Linked DNA regions of Mus musculus: region 1 is linked to region 2. The links are chromatin loops, found by intact Hi-C in ENCODE. Cell type or tissue: left cerebral cortex. All regions are shown on one strand. Each heading gives the region's core, and the rest is flanking DNA. Links, peaks and the distances in the headings are about the cores only.

What was found. Hi-C counts contacts between places; a loop is a spot of excess contacts. Peaks named below come from ENCODE experiments on the same cell type or tissue, not always from the same donor. Only the 100,000 strongest peaks of a DNase experiment are listed, where the experiment ranks them.
Region 1: it touches region 2 in a loop (2.6-fold over the local background); 2 of 42 quality-filtered maps call a loop at or near these places.

Annotation. Positions count from the first base shown.
Region 1 is chr7:91,293,293-91,298,938 of GRCm38, reverse strand. All of the region lies in intron 1 of Dlg2 (discs large MAGUK scaffold protein 2), which reads right to left. Among named protein-coding and RNA genes, the nearest start is that of Gm24552, 53 kb to the right of the region's middle. In left cerebral cortex, for the core only: no CTCF peak of the experiment used is centred there; DNase peaks (open chromatin) are centred at 1,806, 1,928 and 2,597; H3K27ac peaks cover 1,856 bases.
Region 2 is chr7:91,367,407-91,373,052 of GRCm38, reverse strand. The region is part of intron 1 of Dlg2 (discs large MAGUK scaffold protein 2); the gene reads right to left. Among named protein-coding and RNA genes, the nearest start is that of Gm24552, 130 kb to the right of the region's middle. In left cerebral cortex, for the core only: no CTCF peak of the experiment used is centred there; DNase peaks (open chromatin) are centred at 2,831 and 3,087; H3K27ac peaks cover 3,268 bases.

The sequences.
Region 1 (5,646 bases), core at 369-5,368, 74 kb after region 2:
AACATTTTCATCTCATTGCAAAGAGTGTAGAGCATAAGAAAGAAACTGAAGAACTGCTATTACCTGTATCCAATTTAATAGCAGCTCTTTGTTGACTGGCTGCTGAATCAGCAAAGAGGGAGCAGGTTATCTACTTTCGTCAGACTTAGGCCTGACACAGCTTTTTTTGTGTGTTCTACATGCTATCATTTCCATTAAGGGAATTATGTCTTAGACTGCTTACATGATTTACCCCAAATGACATAGGAGGCAGCCTTAGTCAGTCCAACTCCAGTTTCGCTGACCAAAATGTGCTTGGATTTAACCACTGCATTTATACAGTGACAGGAAATGAAACTGAAAGGTAACAGACAACTCTGGCTTATTCAATACTTTCCATCTATTCGGGAATTACTATACATACAAATGCAGTGTATTAGATACTTTCCATCTATACTGCAATTACTATGATGATGGCATAAAATGTAGGTCTGTACCATATAGTAACTTGTTTCATCCCAAAGGATATTTTCTCATCAGTTACTTTTAGTTTTAAATGTCCATTACATTCACTTATGGGAGGTAGGGTGGAAGCATGTAATTGTATGCATGCCGAAGAGAACTTCTACCAGATAGTTCTGAAGCAGACTCCTAATGAAGCATCTCTCAGATCCTCTGCTTTTTTTGTACAGTTTACTTGGCCCCTTTACCTCTGTCACCTAAGACTGTAAATTCCATCCATCCAATTTAAGTTGAGCTCAGAGGCGATTATCACCTTTTTATGCCTTCCATTATCTACATTTAACTTTTCTCTTGATATCACATATCTTTATTTTAATTTTGGCTCTATTATCTCCTCTACAAGATTCCTGAGGCTTTACATACCCATATCATAGCTGTGTCTTCTCTGTGATAACTCTTCCAGTATGTTTGTTACTGCCAATAACTCAAGAGTAGAAAAAAGGCATTTAAATACCCTCTGTATTGATCATTCTATGAGAATGTGAATGTGAAACAAATAGAGAGGAAAACTGCAAAAAATTATTCAGCAATATAGAAATAAATTATGTAAAAACATTATGTATTTACATATCAGTTAAAGGTGTCTAGAAATTTTATATATTTACCACAGTAGGACTTCCAACTTTAGGTATCTATTTGTGTAAAATTATATGAGTAAAAATCACTCTTCAGAAACTACCATGTGACAGACTTATTGTACTACAAAATCACTGTACTGTCTGAGAAACAGACTGATTGTCATAACGTATGAATGTTCAAGTCTGACTGGCTTCTGTCTAAGATAATCTAAGGGCACATCTAATCTTGAGACATTTCAACAGGACCCTAATGTGCAGAGATTGTGCTAGAAACAGTAATCTAATAACAAAAGTCCCAAACCCATTGTATTTACAGGTTTGTGTTCAGCCACACCCATGCAGTCCTAGGCTTCATATGCTACATGTGCTCGCTATGTTTTTGATATGACTCTGAATAGTTTGGTTCTCTTGTCATATCTTATGCTTAAATTAAAAAAAGAAATGGGTTACAGAACTAAACAAAGAATTCTCAACTAAGGAATACCGAATGGCTGAGAAACACCTGAAAAAATGTTCAACATCCTTAATCATCAGGGAAATGCAAATCAAAACAACCCTGAGATTCCATCTCACACCAGTCAGAATAACTAAGATCAAAAGTTCAGGTGACAGCAGATGCTGGCGAGGATATGGAGAAAGTGGAACACTCACTCCTCCATTGCTGGTGGGATTGCAAGCTGGTACAACCACTCTGGAAATCAGTCTGGCAGTTCCTCAGAAAATTGGACATAGTACTACTGGAAGATCCAGCTATATGTCTTCTGGGCATATACCCAGAAGATGTTCAATTTATAATAAGGACACATGCTTCACTATGTTCATAGCAGCCTTATTTATAATAGCCAGAAGCTGGAAAGAACCCAGATGTCCCTCAACAGAGGAATGGATATAGAAAATGTGGTACACTTACACAATGGAGTACTCAGCAATTAAAAACAATGAATTTATGAAATTCTTAGGCAAGTGGATGGATCTGGAGGATATCATCCTGAATGAGGTAACCCAATCACAAAAGAACACACATGATTTGTACTCACTGATAAGTGGATATTAACCCAGAAACTTAGAATATCCAAGATATAATTTGCAAAACACATGAAACTCAAGAAGAAGGAAGACTAAAGTGTGGATACTTTGTTCCTTCTTAGAATGGGGAACAAAATACCCATGGAAGGAGTTACATCAATGGGAGGAGAGGCTCTTGGTCTTGCAAAGATCATAAGCCCCAGTACAGGGGAATGCTACCCTCACCACAATATACTGATATTAGCAAAGGCATTTCTAACTGTCCTTGAACAGGCTGCATGAAATAAGCCAAGTTTAGAAAGATAAATTTCACAGTTTTATTTTCATATAGAATTCAAAAAAAGTTAACTTGTACAGATAGCTGTTTCCTCTTCCTTTGCTGGCTTCCCCTCTCCACAATCCATCCTTTTTATAAACCTATCCTGGTACATATTGCATGTTCATCTTCACCACCAGACTAGGATCCTGCTTTTAGCCTCAGCAAACAGCATCATGTTCAGCACACAGCACGTGTGGGTGTTCACAGATGAATTCATGAATGTGGGCTTACGTAAAATTCTCAGATCTGGAGACTCACTGAGATGTTAAAAAAGAACAAGCCTTCTTCCCCTTCTTACTTCTTGCTCTTTTAAACAAGCTTTTAATGTAGTGTATTGTGCAAAACAACTTACTTTTTTTCATAATTACTTCTAATGTTTCATGATTAAAATCTTTTGAAAATTTTGCCTATGTACATGCATACACAGACACAATGCATGCACACACATGTGTGTGTATGTATATAAAATATGTGTGAATATGCCCATTATAAACTTCCCAGTAATGGGAATTGCCATAATTATAGATTCTCAATGCAAAAAACTAACAGCAACAAAACCCAGTTTATTTCTCCTAACTTCCACCAGATATACTCTTTCATGTTGAATTTAGACTGAAATCAAAACAAAACAAAACAAAACAAAAAGACATTTTGTCAGCATGTCAATTGAAAACCACCTTTCTTTGTTGCCATAGGGAAAATGCACAGGTTCTATGAACTGAGCTTGGATCACAAGTCACATTTACCACTGTGGTATCTTCCAAGATCCTATACTACTTATTAAGCCACACCATCGTGTTGCTATAATACCTCATCACAACATAGTAAAGCATTCCCACATAGTGTGTCATGGCATAAACACCAAAAGCTACTGAAATTAAACAAAGAACTCCATCACCTAAAACGTACTGCCATCCATTATTTTCCCTGAAAAAAAATTAACAATGGTCTGTTGCAGCTAATACATATATATTTCCACAACAGAGCAGTCATGCTCTACACACTGTATACAAAATGAAATGATAATAAATTGTTCCCCAAATAAGTTTATGTGCTTCTAATATAATTCCATAAGCTTATACTGTCCATAGGATGAAGCCTCTGATGTACAAAATCTGACCCTTACAACATCTAAGGGTTTCTTTCTCCTCACTCTTCTTTCTGATTATCTAGCTCTCATCTTTACAGTATTCCCCAGAGACTCCACAACAGCCACAAAGTCTAGCTTTTTCCATACTGATTTTTCTATCTGAAATGTTCCTTTTCTATTCATTTGGAAAATTTTGACTTATTGTTCAGAGTATAAACAGAACATTTTTCTCAATTGTATTGCCAATGCAGTTATTTTTATTAAATGTTCTCTATGCCCCCATGGGCATTCTGTTTATGGCCCCATGATTAATCCATGTGATTGCTATATCACATGTGACCTCAAATAGACCAAATGGCTAGTGAAGATACACTACCATCTTCTTATCCTTGGAGTGTATCACTCATAAACATTATACAGTTACTACAACACACAACAGAAAAATATTAAAGAAGGCAAAGAAAGGCAGAGATGGAAGCCTGGTCTGGGTCTTAAGACCAATGGTTCAGTCATTGCTATGAATGCTCTGATCATTCTGCCTCCCTCCCTCATAGAGAGATGTGATGATGCTAGGAAATGAAGACACAGAGAACCAAGGAAGTAAAAATGCTTCTGCTCATAAATAGATCCTAGCATTCAATATTCTGACACTTAGCATCCAAATAGTATTGAGTGTGTCCAGTAGAACTGAATGATTTATATGCAGACAATTAGGAAGAGTTCATCAAGAACTTCAGAAGATAAAAACTGGGCCTAGTGATGCCTGACAGAACTCTGGCACTTTATCTCATCAGTCTCCTTGGTTTGCCACAAAATGTGTTTGCCTGAGTTCTTGCCACAAATGTTCTTATCAAGAAAGGCATGCTTTAACACAAAGCGAAGATTATGCTGTGATGTGAGCACAAAAGAATAAAGGCATGTAAAAATGTTCATGTGATTAAGAAGCTAACCACTAAAAAAAAAAAAACAAACAAACAAAATCAATCAATCAATAAATAAATAAGAATTCAGACGGAGGAACCTTGAATAGCTGAGAAGCACCTAAAGAAATGTCCAAAGTCCTTAGTGATCAGAGAAACACAAATCAAAATGATCCTGAGATTCTACCTTACACCAATCAGAATGTCTAAGATCAAAATCTCATTTGACAGCACCTGTTGGGGAGGATGTGGAGAAAGAAGAACATGCCTCCATTGCTGGTAGGATTGCAAACTATTTCACCCACTTTGGAAATCAATCTGGAGGTTCCTCAGAAAATTGGAAATAGTGGTATTAAGACAATACCACTCTTGGGAACATACCCAAAAGATGCCCCACCATAGCACAGGTGCCCGTGTTCCACTATGTTCATAGCAGCCTTGCTTGTGCTAGCCAGAGTTGGAACTAACCCAGATGTCTCACAACAGAAGAATGGATACAGAAAATGTGGTTCATTTACACAATGGAATACTACTTAGCTATTACGAATGAGGACATCCTGAGTTTTCCAGGTAAATGGATGGAACTAGAAAATGTCATCTTGAGTGAGGTAACTCAGACCCAAAAGGAATAAGAGTGGATATTAGAAAAAAGAAAGAAAGAAAGAAAGAAAGAAAGAAAGAAAGAAAGAAAGAAAGAAAGAACAGACTACCAAAGATGCAGTCCATGGAACTCTTAAAGGTCAACAAGCTGAAGTGAGGACGCCTCATTGCCACTTAAGTGGGAGAAGAAAGCAATAACAAGTGGTGAGGGAGGGAGGGACCTGGGAGGGAAAGTGGATGGGTGTGGGGGAGGGGATGATGTGGTATTGGACAAGGAGAGGACTGAAGCTCTGAGGGCCAGCAGAAAGAATGGAAACAGGCAACCTCGGGAGGTGGGAGGTTGGGGAAACCCTCCAGAATGTACCAGAGACCTGGGAGGTGAAAGCCTTTTGGACATCAAACGAAGGAACTTTGAAGATGCCTTACAGTGGGGAAAAGGAACTTGTGGAGCCCATCTCCAGCAGAAGGTCAGGGCATCAAGTGAGGGAGGGGGTTGCCATTCCACAGTCAAAACTCTGACCCATAATTGTTCCTGTCTGAAAGAACTACAACAGGGATGGAAATGGAGAGGAGCCTGAGGAAAAGAAGTTCCAGCGACAGGCCCAAAGTGGG
Region 2 (5,646 bases), core at 226-5,225:
CTGAAACAGTTTCTGGCCTTGTCATAAGTACCATAGTTAAAGCATTTTTTTCTACATGAATTGCTCAATCCTCAGAGTATTAAAATATTGTGATATTACATTGTAATTTATTTCCTTTGCTGTCTTTATTTTCTATGAGGTGTTAAATAGAGGCTGGAGTGCTTCTACTCTTCTATCTTCAGTGTATTCCTAAGTGTTCTCAGCATTCAGGAAGTATTTACTGAGATTCATAAGAATACTGTGAACCATGATAGGTAATCATTGAATACCCTGATATAGCTGTCTCGAGTGAGGCTATGCCAGTACCTGGCAAATACAGAAATGGATGCTCACAGTCATCTATAGGATGGAACACAGGGCCACCAATGGAGGAGCTAGAGAAAGTACCTAAGGAGCTGAGGGGGTCTGCAACCCTATAGGTGGAAACACAATATGAACTAACCAGTACCCCCAGAGCTCATGTCTCTAGCTGCATATGTAGCAGAAGATGGCCTTGTCTGCCATCACTGGAAAGAGAGGCCCATTGGTTGTGCAAACTTTATATGCCCCAGTACAGGGGAATGCCAGGGCCAAGAAGTGGGAGTGAGTGGGTAGGGGAGCAGGGCTGGTGGAGGGTATAGGAAACTTTCGGGATAGCATTTGAAATGTAAACAAAGAAAATATCTAATAAAAAATGGAATACTTTCTATCACCAGACATCTCTGCATTTACTTTTCTTCACTGAGTCAGAGGTTCAGAAACAAAATAGTGTCATGTTTTTAAAAGACCTTAGGAAAAATCATATTGTTTTTTCCATAACTACACAGAGGACCCCCAGGTATTAACAAAGCTATCACTACAATCTTGTAAATACCACCACTCCTGCCACAAGCAGAATCACCATGTCTATAGCTAGCTCCAAATTGGGATAATATTTCACTCCAATTATTTCAATGTTTTCAATGACCCATACAGACTTTCAGACACTGCCTGAAACTCAGTTAACATTTAACAACTGATTTTTCTGATTATTTCTGTAATTGTGACTACTAAGTAAAATCAGGGTGACTATTGTTGTTAAAACACCCACTAGGTCTCCACATTGATTATGGTTCAGAGATAGATGGGGTCTACCAAATACATTCTTATTAAAATATCAATGCATCAAGGTCACCATTGTCACACAGCAGAAGTGGAAACAGAGGAGCAGAGATTTTGCTATTGCTCTTCCTCTTTGCTTATTCATTGGCATTTTCAGGATGCTCACAGACCACATGGTATGTTTCCCTCAGATGCATAGCACTCCCTCCTTGGAAGAATACTATGATGACATAGGCAAACAATACAGTTAACGATTCTAAAGAATCCAATTTTCACTCAATTATGAAGTCATTAAAAGTTTTCAGAATGAAAAAAAAATCCTAAGGTTTATTGTCACTGTTTGAGTGGATATCCTTAAAATACCATCCTTCACAGAGAGTTTTATTCCCCGACAGTACACAACGAGCTGGAAAGAGCAAGTGTGCTGGATGCAAAACTGTCTGCTCCAATTGTTATGCACAGGGCTGCCTGTGCATTGCTTCCTTATGACTAGTTACCACCATGACTGGGTTAATTATGTAGCTTCCCTGCTCAAGTTACACTGTTTAAATGTCACCTAGAAATTAGAAATCAATTTCATCCTAGGATCTCTTCCGAGAGTGTCTGCTTGAAACATATAGATACTCAGAGAACAAAATTTTAGGACCCACAAAAGCCAGACCTCATTTCTCCTGAAGGGACGTGATAAAAATACTAAAAGTTCAGACAGAAACACTTTTGGCCTAGATTACCATTATTTAAGATCCAGTGACAGACACTTTTCTAAAAATACCAGTGTGCAGAAAGTTATGAAGTCTGAAGTCACACAGTTTTGATTGTTTTCTTGATCTATTAAACCTGGCACCATTCAATGATGAACAAGGCTGTGGTGTAGTATAGAAGGTAACTGATTTCAAGACCTAGATGGTCGAACAGATTGCCAGAAAGGATTAATGACAAGCATCACACAGAAACAATATTAACATTGCCTACTTCCCTTACACTTCCATGTAAATTTTAGTAGATCTTTGGTTCCGGAATGAAGGACTAAATGTCAAATATACTATATTCTTGGTCTATGTTATCACTCAGAACAGTTGCTTTAGCAGTGCCTGCTGTTAGATATTGTGAAGTTTTTTTAAGAGCACCTGTGGGTGACTTGGATCCCTGCTATTTTATTATGATGATTTTCTACGTTGTAAGTAGATTGCTTCTCCATTAAATAATGTGAAGATATTTCTTTCCATTTTCTTGTTTCTTTTCCTTCCTTCCTTCCTTCCTTCCTTCCTTCCTTCCTTCCTTCCTTCCTTCCTTCCTTCCTTCCTTCCTTCTTTTCTTTCTTCCTTTCTTTCTGTGAATCTAGAGATTAAACCCAAGGTCTTTAATATACTAGGCCAGTGCTTTAGCACTGAGCTGAATTCCTTTGTCTGTGACCTTTTAAAACCTGTACCAGATCTTTAAAAGAAGATTTTAAACCCATCAATATTTTACAAGTTTGCATTATGTGAAAGGAAAGGCCCATTATTTTCTGTGGGAGTTTTTCCCCTCTTTGGTATCCCTGCAAACAACATACTGGACAAAATTCCTCTTCACTCTCAATGCTTGACAGATAGGGTGGGAGGAAATCATGGGCAACCTGTGCAGGCAGTGGGAAGGGTCATAGTTGCTGGAATCCTCCTCCACGTAATTGATTCGCCACGCAATTGTGCACATTTGGAAATATGTGGGACCCAACGCAGAAAGCTGGGGGAGCCACTCTCTACCCATGACTCAGAGCTCTGAAGGCAGCACAGCTTCACGATGTTGAAGAGAAAAAAGTACTTTGATTTGAAATGGAGAAAGCAGAGGTGTGTGTGGGGGTGGGGGAGGGGTGGAGGGAGAAGATCTTATAATGAAAAGGGCACAATCTGGAAACACAGCCCGGTTTGTGGAATGTTGGATGGCAGTTAATCTCTGTACTAGCCGGAAGTGACTATGGGAAAGCAACCAGTGCACGAGCAACAAGCCCCTGACAGAATCCAAGGCTTTCTAAGCGGAGCTCTAGAATCACTCTCTCCTCCACACTTGTTATATTTATAAACCATCTCAGGAGGCCAAGTGAGTCAGCGACTACACATTTAAAATATCCAGAACACACTACACCAGCAGCCTAAAATTGGCAATTTCTGAAGTATTTGTTTTAAATACAGCATGGCACGAATCGTTTATTCAACAGTCTTATTTGGTATTCATGTAGTTTCCTGTATCATTACTAACAGAATGTTGATGAATGTAAACCTTTTACTCAGAAAGCACAGGAAAAATAATTTCTAACTCCGTCTGAGTCCTTACAAAATTGATCATATTTATCCCAGACATCAAATATCAAATTTGTACTTGATATTACCATTCTTTATTGTTCTGTTATTGTAAACATTATGTATAACGGAAATAAAGATCTGAATGTGTACTGACTATGGTCATATACTAAGAATTAACCATGAATACCCAATTTCACAGCCAACTTCTTGGTCTCTGGCTCTTCAAATCTTTCCACCCCTACTTCCTGGAAGTTCCCTAAGCTTTAGGCTCAAGACTTGAGTTGTACACGTATCCAATGGTACAAATCTCACCACTATCAGTTAGTTTCCCCAATTTTAGAAGCTGTGACTTCCTGTAATCGTCTTTGTTGAACACAAAGAAAAGTTTCTCTGATAGAGTTGAGAACTTCGCTTATCTCTGATCGTAAGGGTAAGTATTTAGGATGGATACTATAGAATAATGCTGGTTTAGTAAAGTGGCTGTAGTGTGCTCTCCTGTAAGATCTATGACCCTAATAACCATAGGTAGTTGGGTGGGTTTCTAGTACCACACATGCTGGGAGCTAGAGATTAGTCTTTCTTGTGAAAAGACCCCTAATTGGTTATCCAATATCAAGTGGTCAGCCCTGAACCATATGCATATAAGCAACACTAAATTGACTCAACTGATTATATAGTCAATACATACATACATACATACATACATACATACAGACATACATACAGACATACATACAGACATACATACATACATATATAATGGAGTAAATGATATAACTATATTCTAATTTAAAAGATTAATTGACCATGGTAAATTCTTTACTCTTCAAAGCTCAAATGTGTATAGATTCTCTGCAAACATGACATTGAGCAGAGTGGGAAGCCAGGGAAATCAAAAAGAAAGGTAGGACTACATTACTCAGTAGTTGCCATTGGTTCAAATGTCAAGAGTTTGACATCAGGTAATTTATTTTAGGTATATTTGAGTACAGTGCAATGTTGAAGGAAAGTTTCCTGGTGATAATTAACTCATCCCATGTGCACAACAAAGCTTAAGACCTGTCTACATCAAACTCTTATAAGTACCAGTAACATCTTCCATAAAGGTAGGTTCTATTGATTGACTGAAGAGGCAGGTTCAAGTTAAACAACCATCCTGATAAGGATCTCAATAGGATGGTGCTGTAGACCCACTGAGGAAAACAGGATAATTATAAAGGTCTGGAGAGCAGGTAAGGTCTGGACATACAAATAGCACAGAGGTCACCAGGATATTAATTACTCTCTTCTGAGCCTTTTGGGTAGAAAACAGGTTAAACCCTTGAGTGTTTAACATTCCAGGTTTTCCTCATGCCTATTACCTACAGACTTCTAAACAAATGTAGTGGTATGTATAACTTCCTAAAACCCTACTGTGAATATTCATTACCCCCATATGTGTGTGTTTGCACATAGTGTGAATGTGTTGTGTATATGTGTTTGCACGTATATGAACACGTGTGTGAGCATGCATGTATAAGTATGCATTTGGAGGCCTGAAACTGAAGTCAAGTGTCATTCTCTAAGCTCTCCTCCTTTCCTTCTTCAGAGAGTCTCTCACTGAGGCTAGAGCTCTCCTAGTTTTGGCTGCTCTAGCTCGCTACCTTTCCCAGGCTATCTCCTGTCTCTACTTCTCTGGCATTCAGACTACACGTGGCTGGCGCATCTGCCTAGCTTCTAATGTGGGTTCTGGGGATTCGTACTCACTCTGGTTCCCATGCTCATATAGTAAGCAATTTACACAAACAACCATCCCTCAGCCCCCGAGGAACTGTTGTGTGTCAAGCACACAACTTGCAGGCAATGCTAGGAAATTGTGGCATCATCTCTGCTCCTTGAGGACTCACTGCTCTTTGAAAACAGTAGCAGGCTCCTTGACAAAACTGACCCATGATTACGTTGTTTATTGAAAATTATTTTAGTAATGAGGTCAGTAATTTATCTATCACTACAGTTTATCCTAGGGTACATCTAGATTTTTACTATTTACTAATATTAACTGTATCAGGTATTCTTATTGTAAGAACTATGTAAAAATTTTGATCCATAAGCTGATTTCCTTTTCTGCCTGGATGTGCTATATCTTCTACCTAGATTATTCCCCATTTTATACATTTCTCATTTTTTTCTCTAAATCTCATGAATGCAAAGGTGATTGAAGAATCCTTACTGTCTAGTTTTGTAGGGACCGATATACCTCTATCTCAGAAATCACATGGTATATAGGAGAGCAGCTATCTCACCTGTC